Linked DNA regions of Homo sapiens: region 2 is linked to region 1. The links are chromatin loops, found by intact Hi-C in ENCODE. Cell type or tissue: ovary. All regions are shown on one strand.

Region 1 (5,000 bases):
TAGAATCACTGATCATAAGAATCGAAGGACTTTTAGAACATAAGACTTTTAGGTGTGAGAACGCAAAGAGGCTTTCAGGCCTTTCAGCCAGGGGATGCCCTTGTTCAGTGAACCCTCCAAGGGAAGCCTCCCCTGCATGCAGACCTGAGCCAGCGCTCAGGGTTCCTGACGCAGCTCCCGCTTCTGCCGCAGGTCGCGAGGCCCCACAGGGAGCACTGAAGTTGTTCAGAGGAAAAATGAAAAGCTGCTGGTGTAGTCCAGGCACCTCACTTTATCATAGGAATCTAGAGATAAAGAGTTGCCTGAGGATACACAGAATATTGAGTGTAAGAGCTGGAAGGAGGCCGGTATCCTGGGTCCTGGGTCTCGGGGCGGTGGACTGTCCACTTCTCCCTTGCTGCCTGTGGCCGTGCTCCTTGCCCAGGCAGTGACGGGCTCTTGGTGGGTGGATGCATGAATGAATGAGGGACTGACCAGAGGGAAAGAGCCTCCCGGCCCAGCCTTCACCACACCTGAGGATAAATGCTGCCAGGCACTCTTGTGCTTCCCATTTTGGGGCCCACGTTTCTGCTGTCAACACCTGTGCATCTGCCTCTGTTGATACTGCCAGGTGGATATGGTCCTCATCACCCACAGACCTCCAATACACATGGAAAGCACATCTGTCAGTGGGCGACGTGGAGCTCCTGTTGCGCTTCATGATTGATGCTGCTTTCTCTGCAGAGCAAAATCACGAGAAGGTTATGCGAGGTTAGTCCCGATGAGGGTGTATTAAAAGCTCGGCACAGTTGACTTTCCATCACTTTCACTAAGTTTATTTAAACCCTGCAGATTGAGAGCTGTGAATGGGCCTCAGCAAGGCATACAAGGCTCTTCACAATGGGATGCCTTGGCGCCCAAAGTCTACCTACCACGTTGTACACAGTGAGATCCCGGAACAAGCAAGTTAGGGCCCCCAGAGGTGCCTTTCTGTGTCTTGATCAGGGTGCTGGTTACTTGGGTGTTTTTCGGTCTGCATAGACTCATTGAGCTGGACTTTCTGATACACACACACATGCATACATACACATATGCTGTATTTCAATCAAATATTTTTTGAAAAAATGAAGTATATTTGTCCTTGAATTCAAAATCCTTTAATGCCTCTGGTCTCACACAAAGTAAAAGCCACAGGTTGTCCAGAGGCCTGCAGGCTCCCTAGGCCCCCCAGCCCCCTCGCTGACGTCACCTTCTCCGCTGCCCTCCAGGATGTGTCCCTGCTGAGCAGGACCCCTGCCACTCCATGCTGATGGAGGAGCTCAGTACACATTTCTCGAAAGGAAAGGAAATGTGTCTGAAGTACCATTGATCCTCATGAAGAAGGACTCATGTGTCAGGATTTCTGTTTAGATGATGCCATAGGGAATTAGGTACTTTATTAGTGCCTTTAAAATTATGAATTTTAATGGCTTTAGAGTTCTATAGACATTTGGTTTTCAGAGATTTTCCCTGTTAAAATAGGATTTTTATTGTGCCTGATTATAAAATCATATATAAAATCCACAAGAAACTTGAAAGTTATTAAAGTGACCCCAGCATCCTCAGAGAAAGCCACTGTTGATATATGGGTGACGTCGTTTCAAACTCTTCTCCCATGTCCATTGCACTTATTGATATTTCTGTTCTTCCAAGAGTTTGAAAGGGGGTTCTTACCTACTTTCGGTACTGTTCTATGTAAGAAGTGAGGAAGAATGCCTCCTCGCATCTTACAGACAGAAAACCACAAAAGCAAATTCATTCATTCATTGGTTATAAACATAGACGGGAATCACTGTTATCCACCCTTTCAAGCCCTGAAGGACTTTTATGACTTTAAAATGCCAGGTGGTGTTTTGATGGAAAGTTGGGTGATTTGTTCAAGCTGCTCTGAAGGGTAATTGCAGGTCTGTAAGTCCGAAGCCTGAGAGTACTTTGGACTTTTAAGAGCACGTTGTTGCATGTTTCACTTATGGTTCTCATAGAATTTGAGACCCATTAAAATCATCTTTTCAGCACCATAATGGGAGCGACAAACCATATCATAAAATGGATTGAGTTTTTAAACATTTTTTATTACTCTCTTTGACGGGAGGCTCTTCTCTGGTAATCTTATTACTTGGGCAGATTTCCTTTTATCATGTCATATTCATCTTTCTGAAGGACAACTATGGTTTCAGCAGCACCACTTAAGATAGGACTTTTATTAAATGCTTTGGGGTTAACTTAATTCATTAACACAGAATATAAACCTTCAAAGTAAATTCCACTTTGTTCCAAGTTTATGAACGGGAATGTCAGCCCGTCTTTGAGTGAGGTCAGAGCGTCACCAGTGAGGCCGGTGCCTTTACGCCGAGGTTGGCTGAGCGTGGAGCTGGCCTGTGACACCAGGTGAGGCATGAGCACTGCTGCATTCTCCTCCCTCAGGTTCCCAGAGGGATTCACGTTGATAACACGCCGGTGCAGTCTCGCAGCCTACTCAACATGTGCACCTTGCACTGCAGGTTTCCCCAGGGGAGTGAGTGCGTGCATCATCCCCACGGCATTCCCATGCTGTCAGTTCCCATGCTGTCAAAAGCTGACGTTTAAGAAGAATCGCCCTAAGGATCGACTTTTCATTTCTGAAAACTCTCAAAGCTTTATCTTCATAATTAGCTAAAGCACTACTTTCTGGATGCTGTGTTTTGGCAACTTTGTGGAAACCACTTTATGGAATCGAATATTTCAACCTCCCTGAAGGCTGATTTAGGAAATTACAAGATGGGGAGTCCTTTTCCCTTTTTGATAAAATTGGTGTCTAGGATAGCCTCCTCCTTGCTGAACAGCACCCTTTAATAAAAAGAGTGACAGATCCTGTTAAGTTTTAGAAGCAGGAGAGTGGCTGTTTCTGGTTGATTGGAATGCCTGCCCAAGGGCCAGTGAGGTCCCATGACCATGCCTTTGGTTTCCTCTTGGCTGTGGTGGCTTGTTTGGTTGGAATTCGGTTTAGAGATGAGTTCTTTGCAGTCAGTTTTCCTCTCCTCTTTCCTCTGCATTTCCTGATTTATGTTTTGTGTTTTACTCATTATTTTCCATCTTCACTGAATTTTACTTCTATTTATTTATTTAAGAGACAGGGTCTGGCTCTGTTGCCCAGGCTGGAGTGCAGTGGCGTGATCTCGGCTCACTGCAGCCTCAAACTCCTAGGCTCAAGCCATCCTCTCACCTCAGCCTCCCAAGTAGCTGAGACTATAGGCACATGCCACCAAGCTCAGCTAATTTTTTAATTTTTTGTAGAGATGGGGTCTCACCATGTTGACCAAGCTGGTCTTGAACTCCTGGCCTCAAGCTATCCTCCTGTCTTGGTTGCCCAAAGTTCTGGGATTACAGGTGTGAACCACTATGCCCAGCCTGAATTTTCCTTTTATTATAGGATATCTTACACCTTGCAGGGGAACAGGCAGTGAGTATATAAATTAATAAAACATTGTTGTCACCTCTGTACTAGGAAATGTAAACTTACATTGTTTATGGTAATTTATGCTAATCTTAGAACCCATTAATTCTTGGCTTACACGTCACTGGCAGCTAGATTTGACCTCTTTGCTATTTACAATGTAAGTACATGGAAAAGGCACCCGTACAGAGAGCAGGTTCTAGACTTTAATGTCAGAAATGATGGAGCCAGAATCACTCTCCATTTTCAGGTTTGTGAATGATAGAAGTGTGAACTAAATGAGTCAGTGTTGCTATATGAATTTTAACAGAAATAACTAATGTAGACTACTTTGCCAATTCACAAAAAAGGCTGATTTTACAGCTGAGATGTAATGCTGTATATAGGTCCTTATTTTGTGACTGAGATCGTATCTGTGAAAACTAAGGCTTTAAAGGAGTGTAGGGGAAATTGAAAACAACTTTTTGTTGCCTGTTAACTAGTAGAATGTTGACTCTACCAAGCAGATTAAATTTAGTCTCTGTGAGGCTTGATTTGTCCTGCTTAAGATTGAGCATTTATCATTGCATCCTGACCGAGTTTAGGTTTACATTATTCAAATTTGTTAAGCTACTGGTCCTTAAAATTTTTTTTAACATAGCCTTTTTGTATATAAGTTTGGAATTCACAGAAAACCTTAAGATATTCCATTTCCCCCCTAGTTTTAGGGCTCCTAAAATTCCCTGTTTTTTCAAAGGTTATAAAATATTAGGACATTCCCTTTCTCTGAATCATTCTTTTCCTTTCTCCTCTCGCACATGGTATAACCCAACTGGCTGATGTTAGTTTGTACACAACTAGAATGACCTTCAGGACAAAAAAGGGTTTCCTCTCGATCCGATGGAAATCTCGGGTTTTATGTTCCACTACAGGTAATTTGTTCTCCAGCTTCGGGTAAGTCAGGCATTATCCCTGGCCTGCTTCCTCACCTGGGAGGTGAGGGGTGGATCAGTGTGTCTAGGTCCCTCTCAGCATTAAGATTTGATGACTCTGGGATAACTCCACAACACAGAAAAACCCATCAGAAGCTTTATGTAGAAATGCAGAGAAGCTGAATACCCTAAATGTGGAGAAGATTGTGTTATTACCAGAAGTGTTTACAGCGATTCTAAAGTCTGTTGTTGACTCTGGAAGTTGTTTCTCCTAAGTTTTTTTTTTTTTTAATAAGAAATCAAATAGGAAATTTTGGCAAAGAGGAATGCCACTTTCTTCACTTAGAAGGGCATGACTTTTTTTTAAGAAGAGGAGTGATTTAAATCTTATAGGTTATAATACGTCTATAGCTCCTGGAGGAGACACTGGTTCCTGAGCAACTCATTCTGTATTCCAGTCCAGTATTATACATCTGAGGTTGCCATGAATTTGTCACCAAAATGTTTCTAATGTTTAACAATCCATGATTTCCCTCAACTTCTAGCTTGGCAGAAATACTCAACAAGTTCCACAAAGAATAGACAACATATTTTTAAAAATTTTCCATTGTCTTTCTCTGACTTGAGTTTTACTTCAT
Region 2 (5,000 bases), 50 kb after region 1:
ACATTATGTCCACACAGAAACCTTCACATGGAAGTTTATAGCAGCTTTATTCATCATGGCTAAATCTTGGAAGCAACCCAGATGTCCTTCAGTAGGAGAATGGATAACTAAACTGTGGTACATCCAGACAATGAAGTATATTCAGCACTAAAAAGAAATGTGCTTTTTCTTTTCAAGCTATGAAAAGACATGGAGGAAACTTAAATACCTGTGACTAAGTGAAAGAAGCCAGTCTGAAAGCTACGTACAGTGTGAGTCCAACTGTGTGACATTCTGGAATAGGCAAAACTGTAGAGATAGTAAGAAGATCATTGCCAGGGTAGCGGGGAGGGAGGGACGATTAGGAGGAGCACAAAGGATTTTTAGGGCCGTGAGCCTATTCTGTATGGTACTGTAGCAGTAGATCCATGGCAAAATACATTTGTCCAGACCTGTGAGAATGTACAAGAGTGAACCCTAACGAAGGCCACAGACTCTGGGTGATGAAGGAGTGGTGGTGTCCGTCCATCAAGCGTAATGATGCGCCACTCTGTGTGGGATGTGATCATGTGGGAGGCTGTGCGTGTGTTGGGGGTGGGAGGCAGAGAGCACGTGAGAAATCTCTGCATGTTCCTCTCCAATTTTGCTGTGAACCTAAAACTTCTCTAAAAATTAAGTCATAAATTCTGACTGGAGCTTCATTAAGTGGAAGAATGCTTTTAAAGTTAGATTTGGGTCATGATGACAAATGTTAGAAATAAGTGACCTGGAGTAGGAAGTGGAAGGTCATCCAGCCTCACAGACACCCATGACTCCCAGTGAAAACCCACGTCCTGGCTGTCAGCCGTGTCAGCCAGAGCCTTGACTAGTGTGTCAGCATCTAAGAAACATATAACATTGACCTAAGCAAAAGTCCAGCATTCTGGCCTGATCGTTGTCTTCCTGGGAACTCTGGTGTGGGAGCTGTGGATGCACATGTCCTAGGGACGGACATGGGGTGGGGCAGACATGCATGCCAGACAGACAGACACGCCAGTGTGGGCTGCACAATGGCTGAGCCTGACCTGGAAGCTGAGAGCAGTTTGGAACATGTGTGGCTGTCCTCCCGTCATCTTCTGCCCTATCAGAAGATGGGCAAATTCTTCTGCCCTGTTGAGAGTGAACACCCTGCTTTGAGAGGTTGCCTAGCTGGGGAAGCGGGGACAGGACACGTGTCTGGAAGAGGACAGAGTCTTGAGGCAGACACTTCCCTCTCCTGTGCCTCAGCTCTCACCTTGATGCTCCAACTTTGTGGATGGCTTCCTCTGGACAGAAGGGGTGATTCAGGTTCAAAGCCTGAGAAGCGGGGGCACGTGTAGACGCTGACTGTGGCTTGACGCTGACTGCTGTCAGCAACATGATTTCTGAGGCATGTGCTGTGACACGGTTGTGCATGGCCCCGTCTGCTGGGAAGACTTCTGGTGGCCCTCGAGCTGTGACCACCACCCAAGACTGGGCCCCTGTTGTCACTGTTCCTGTCCCCCAGTCTCCACCCCCTCCCCACCGCACGCACCTCTTCTGGGGCAGCAGTGTTCTCTCGCTGGACACCATGGCTCATGTATTCATTCATTCAACAGGCGTTTATCAAGTGCCTGCTCTTAGGCAGGGTCCTGAGCTGGGCCTGAGGCTCTGAAGGGATCCAGGCAGGGCAGCCATGTTCTGTTCTCCATGAGCCCCTCTAGGAAGGGAGGATGGTTAGATTCATCATTATGGGAGTGTCTTGGACAGAAGGCTTCAACTTAGAAAAGATCTCCTGGAGGAAATGACAGAGCGTGAGAGGTGAGTGGAGTTTGCTGGGCAGGAGGGGGAAGGCAGAAGGCTCACAGGGCAGGAGGGCAGAGGGCGGAGCAGGGCTGGAGTGGGGCTGGGGGAGACAGAGTGACTGAAGTGACAGGACTGGAGGGCCTGCAGGGGCAGTGAGGAGCTCTCCAGACTGAGGAGGGAGAGTGAGCGTCTCTGTGGCCGAGGTGGACAGTGGGGAGGCAAGCAGGGACAGGAAGGCCAACGCTGCCTTCCAGGAAGGAGACCCAGTGGGGAAGCCTGGCCTGTAGTGAGGGCTGGGGGCCTGCAGAGAAGGGCAGTGCCTGGGGGCATATCAGGTGGAGAACCAGTGCCAAACTCACACCCCTGGGGACGGTTGCCTCTGAACCCGCTGCCCACCTCACCCCCGACTTTCAGATCCTTCTGCACACACTTCCTCTGCCAGGGACAGGACAGGAGCGCAGGCAGCTGCATAAAAAGGAGGCCCTGCAGACCACGCCATGTGCTTATTCTGTGCAAACCCCACCGTCCCACCTTCCCCACAGCTGACTCCCATGAGCGTGAGCACACGGAAGCTCTGTATTGGCAAAAAACACTCAGCTGAGCAATGAGACAGGGTGATTTATTTACAAGCATTTGAGTATTTCAGTTCCCCCCATCACCACTCAGAAACAAAAGTGAAAATTGAGGCCAATTGCATGGGAAGGAGCACAGCATGCCTGAGAGGGCCGGGTCAGAGCTGTCCCATGGGGACTGCAGGGGCCGCCTCTCTGAGCCCCATCAGTCTGTGTGGAGAGGGACCCCTCAATGAGGAGATGAGTGGACTCAAGAGCAGACAATGGACTGGGACTAAGTTCCTATGGGCCCTGGGGGAGGTAGTGACAAGTTATGGGAAGGTGAGGGGTGGAAGTGCACTGTGAACAAAGGTTGTCTAATTATGCAGATTAAGTCTCTCAGGTAACAGCCCTTTAGTTGAAAGAATAGGTGAAGTCTGTCCTGGGCATGGAGACTTTGAGTTTTCTCTCCTATGTTAAGAGTTAATTTTCTGTGATTAATATAAATCCTAGGGAGGGGAGTCTAAGACAAATGCATTCCTTCCAGAGGAACTTCCCTAGGTCAGATGAGGGACCTTCAGAGAGAGCCCACCCCCATGCTTCAGAAGGGAAAGAGGGCAAGGAAGCAAGGTGGAGAGAGGCCTTGGTTCTGAGCTTATTTCTGAGGCCTTTCAATCTCCATTGTTCAAAGCAGTCAGCATGCCAGAGCACCATATCTTGGGGTGTTGTTTTCTGAGCGCATGTTTTCAGGACAGGTTTTATCCCTGGTCTCAAACCCATCTCTCCACAGAGAGAATATATTGAGCCCCAGTCCTTTTGGCTCAGCATCTAGCCAGACCTGCCACAACACGGCTCTGTAGTTACTGAGTTTCTCACTGTGTTCTTGGGCTCTCAGCTTTAACTGGTGTGCTGAGAACTGAGTTCTCTTCCTTGAAGCTCCCATCTCCAAGTCTAGTCCTCGATCTTTGCTGTGGAAACCTTTGTGAAACACTTGTGCTGCCCCTGCCTGGACAGACCCCTGGACCCGGGGGTCATGTCAGGCATCACGCAGCAGTGTGGCTGCCTGTCTGCTGTGCTAAGAACCCTGAGCCTTCAGCCAGCATGGTGGGTGGGAGCCCTGGGGTTGGTCACATCTATCCTGAGTGGGGCTGAGGCATGTGGGTGCTGTGCCTCTCTTCCAGGCTTCTGGCCCCTAGTCGGCAAGCTAGGATGTGTTTGCCGGATGCTTACCAAACGCCAGATACTGTGCGTGTTGTATCATTTAATCTTCCCCATCTCTGTGAGGGTAGACGTTATCTCCACTTTGCAGATCAGAAAAGTGGGACTCAGAGAAATGAGACCCTTTCCCAAGCAGCTCAGACAGGAAGGTGTTGTGGGCAGGTCTTCCCAGGTCTTACCCAGCAGTACTCACTAGCGCTCCGTCTGTTCTGAGCCCCTCCTTCCTGGTCCTATGAAGGTCTCTCTCCTCTCAGTAGCAGGCCCCACATTCAGCTCACTTGCTCTGTCTCCTGCCATCTGCTTCACAGCTCAAGACCCCTGGGCCCCCTGCTTAGCTTAACCCTGGTCTGTCCCTTTCTGACTTGGCCCGTGAGATGTCTATGTTCTCTTTCCCTCCATCCAGGGAAGGAGCAAAAGCCCCTTGCCATCCCTGTGTGACAGCAATGAGGTGAACCCAGGGGCCGAAGCCCACCCAGGGAGTTGATGGTAAGACTCACCTTCGTTTTCCTTCCCCTCCTCAGAAGTGTGGCTCCTTCCTCTGCATTCGCTGGGTGATGCTGGGGTCTGTAGGCTGAGAGGAGCAGGAGATCCAGTGGCAAGGAAGACGAAAACACAGAGCAGGCCAGGCACGTATTTTTGGATTAGTTTTAGAGAACAAGTTCTAAGCTGTGCTTTTTATGTTGCCTTTAGAAAATGTTAAAATACTTTCTAGGCTGGGTGCAGTGGCTTGCGCCTGAGGCAGACGGGTCACTTAAGCCCAGGAGTTTGAGACCATCCTGAGTAACATATGGGGAGACCCTGTCTCTACAAAAAGTAAAAAAATAAAAAAATTAGCTGGGTTCGGTGGTGTGCCAGCTACTCCGAGCTACTTGGGAGGCTGAAGTGGGAGCCTCTGTTGCTGGAGCATCGAGGCTGCAGTGAGGTCATGGCTGCAGTGAGCCATGATCACACCACTGCACTCCAGCCTGGGTGACAGTGAAACCCTGTCTCAAAAAACAAGACCAACGAATCACTTTCTATCTCACTATCTGTATTCTTACAGAAATTTTCTTCTGTAGGAATTAAAAAGATCTGACTCCCCCTGCCCCCACCTGGAGAGACAGGCACTAATGCACATATCTGACCCAGTGCCAGTATCTTCCTTGATTTTTCAAATGGGTGTCAGTAAATGTGAATCGATTTGGATATTTGGGGGTAGATTTAAATATCCCTGGTGGTTATACTAGCTTGCTTAAGCCCACCCTTGGATGCAGTCATATTATTAGATGTATTTAACATGGTAGACGATCACTCTAAAACATTAGAATATAATTTGTATTTCTGCAGCTCTTCTGAGACTTGTAGACAGGCACGTCACCCAGTGGATGAGCTCTATCACGACACCGTCTCCCTATTTGGAGAAATATTCTGCAGCGTATTTACTGACCAATATTTGCTGAATACCTGTTG

The links. Peaks named below come from ENCODE experiments on the same cell type or tissue, not always from the same donor. Only the 100,000 strongest peaks of a DNase experiment are listed, where the experiment ranks them.
Region 2: a loop joins it to region 1, with 7 times the contacts of the local background. A loop is called at or near these places in 4 of 110 quality-filtered maps.

Annotation. Positions count from the first base shown.
Region 1 is chr18:13,429,611-13,434,610 of GRCh38, forward strand. The region is part of intron 3 of LDLRAD4 (low density lipoprotein receptor class A domain containing 4); the gene reads left to right. Among named protein-coding and RNA genes, the nearest start is that of LDLRAD4-AS1, 4.6 kb to the left of the region's middle. In ovary, no CTCF peak of the experiment used is centred here; no DNase peak of the experiment used is centred here.
Region 2 is chr18:13,480,083-13,485,082 of GRCh38, forward strand. All of the region lies in intron 4 of LDLRAD4 (low density lipoprotein receptor class A domain containing 4), which reads left to right. Among named protein-coding and RNA genes, the nearest start is that of LDLRAD4-AS3, 12 kb to the left of the region's middle. In ovary, no CTCF peak of the experiment used is centred here; DNase peaks (open chromatin) are centred at 2,059 and 3,439.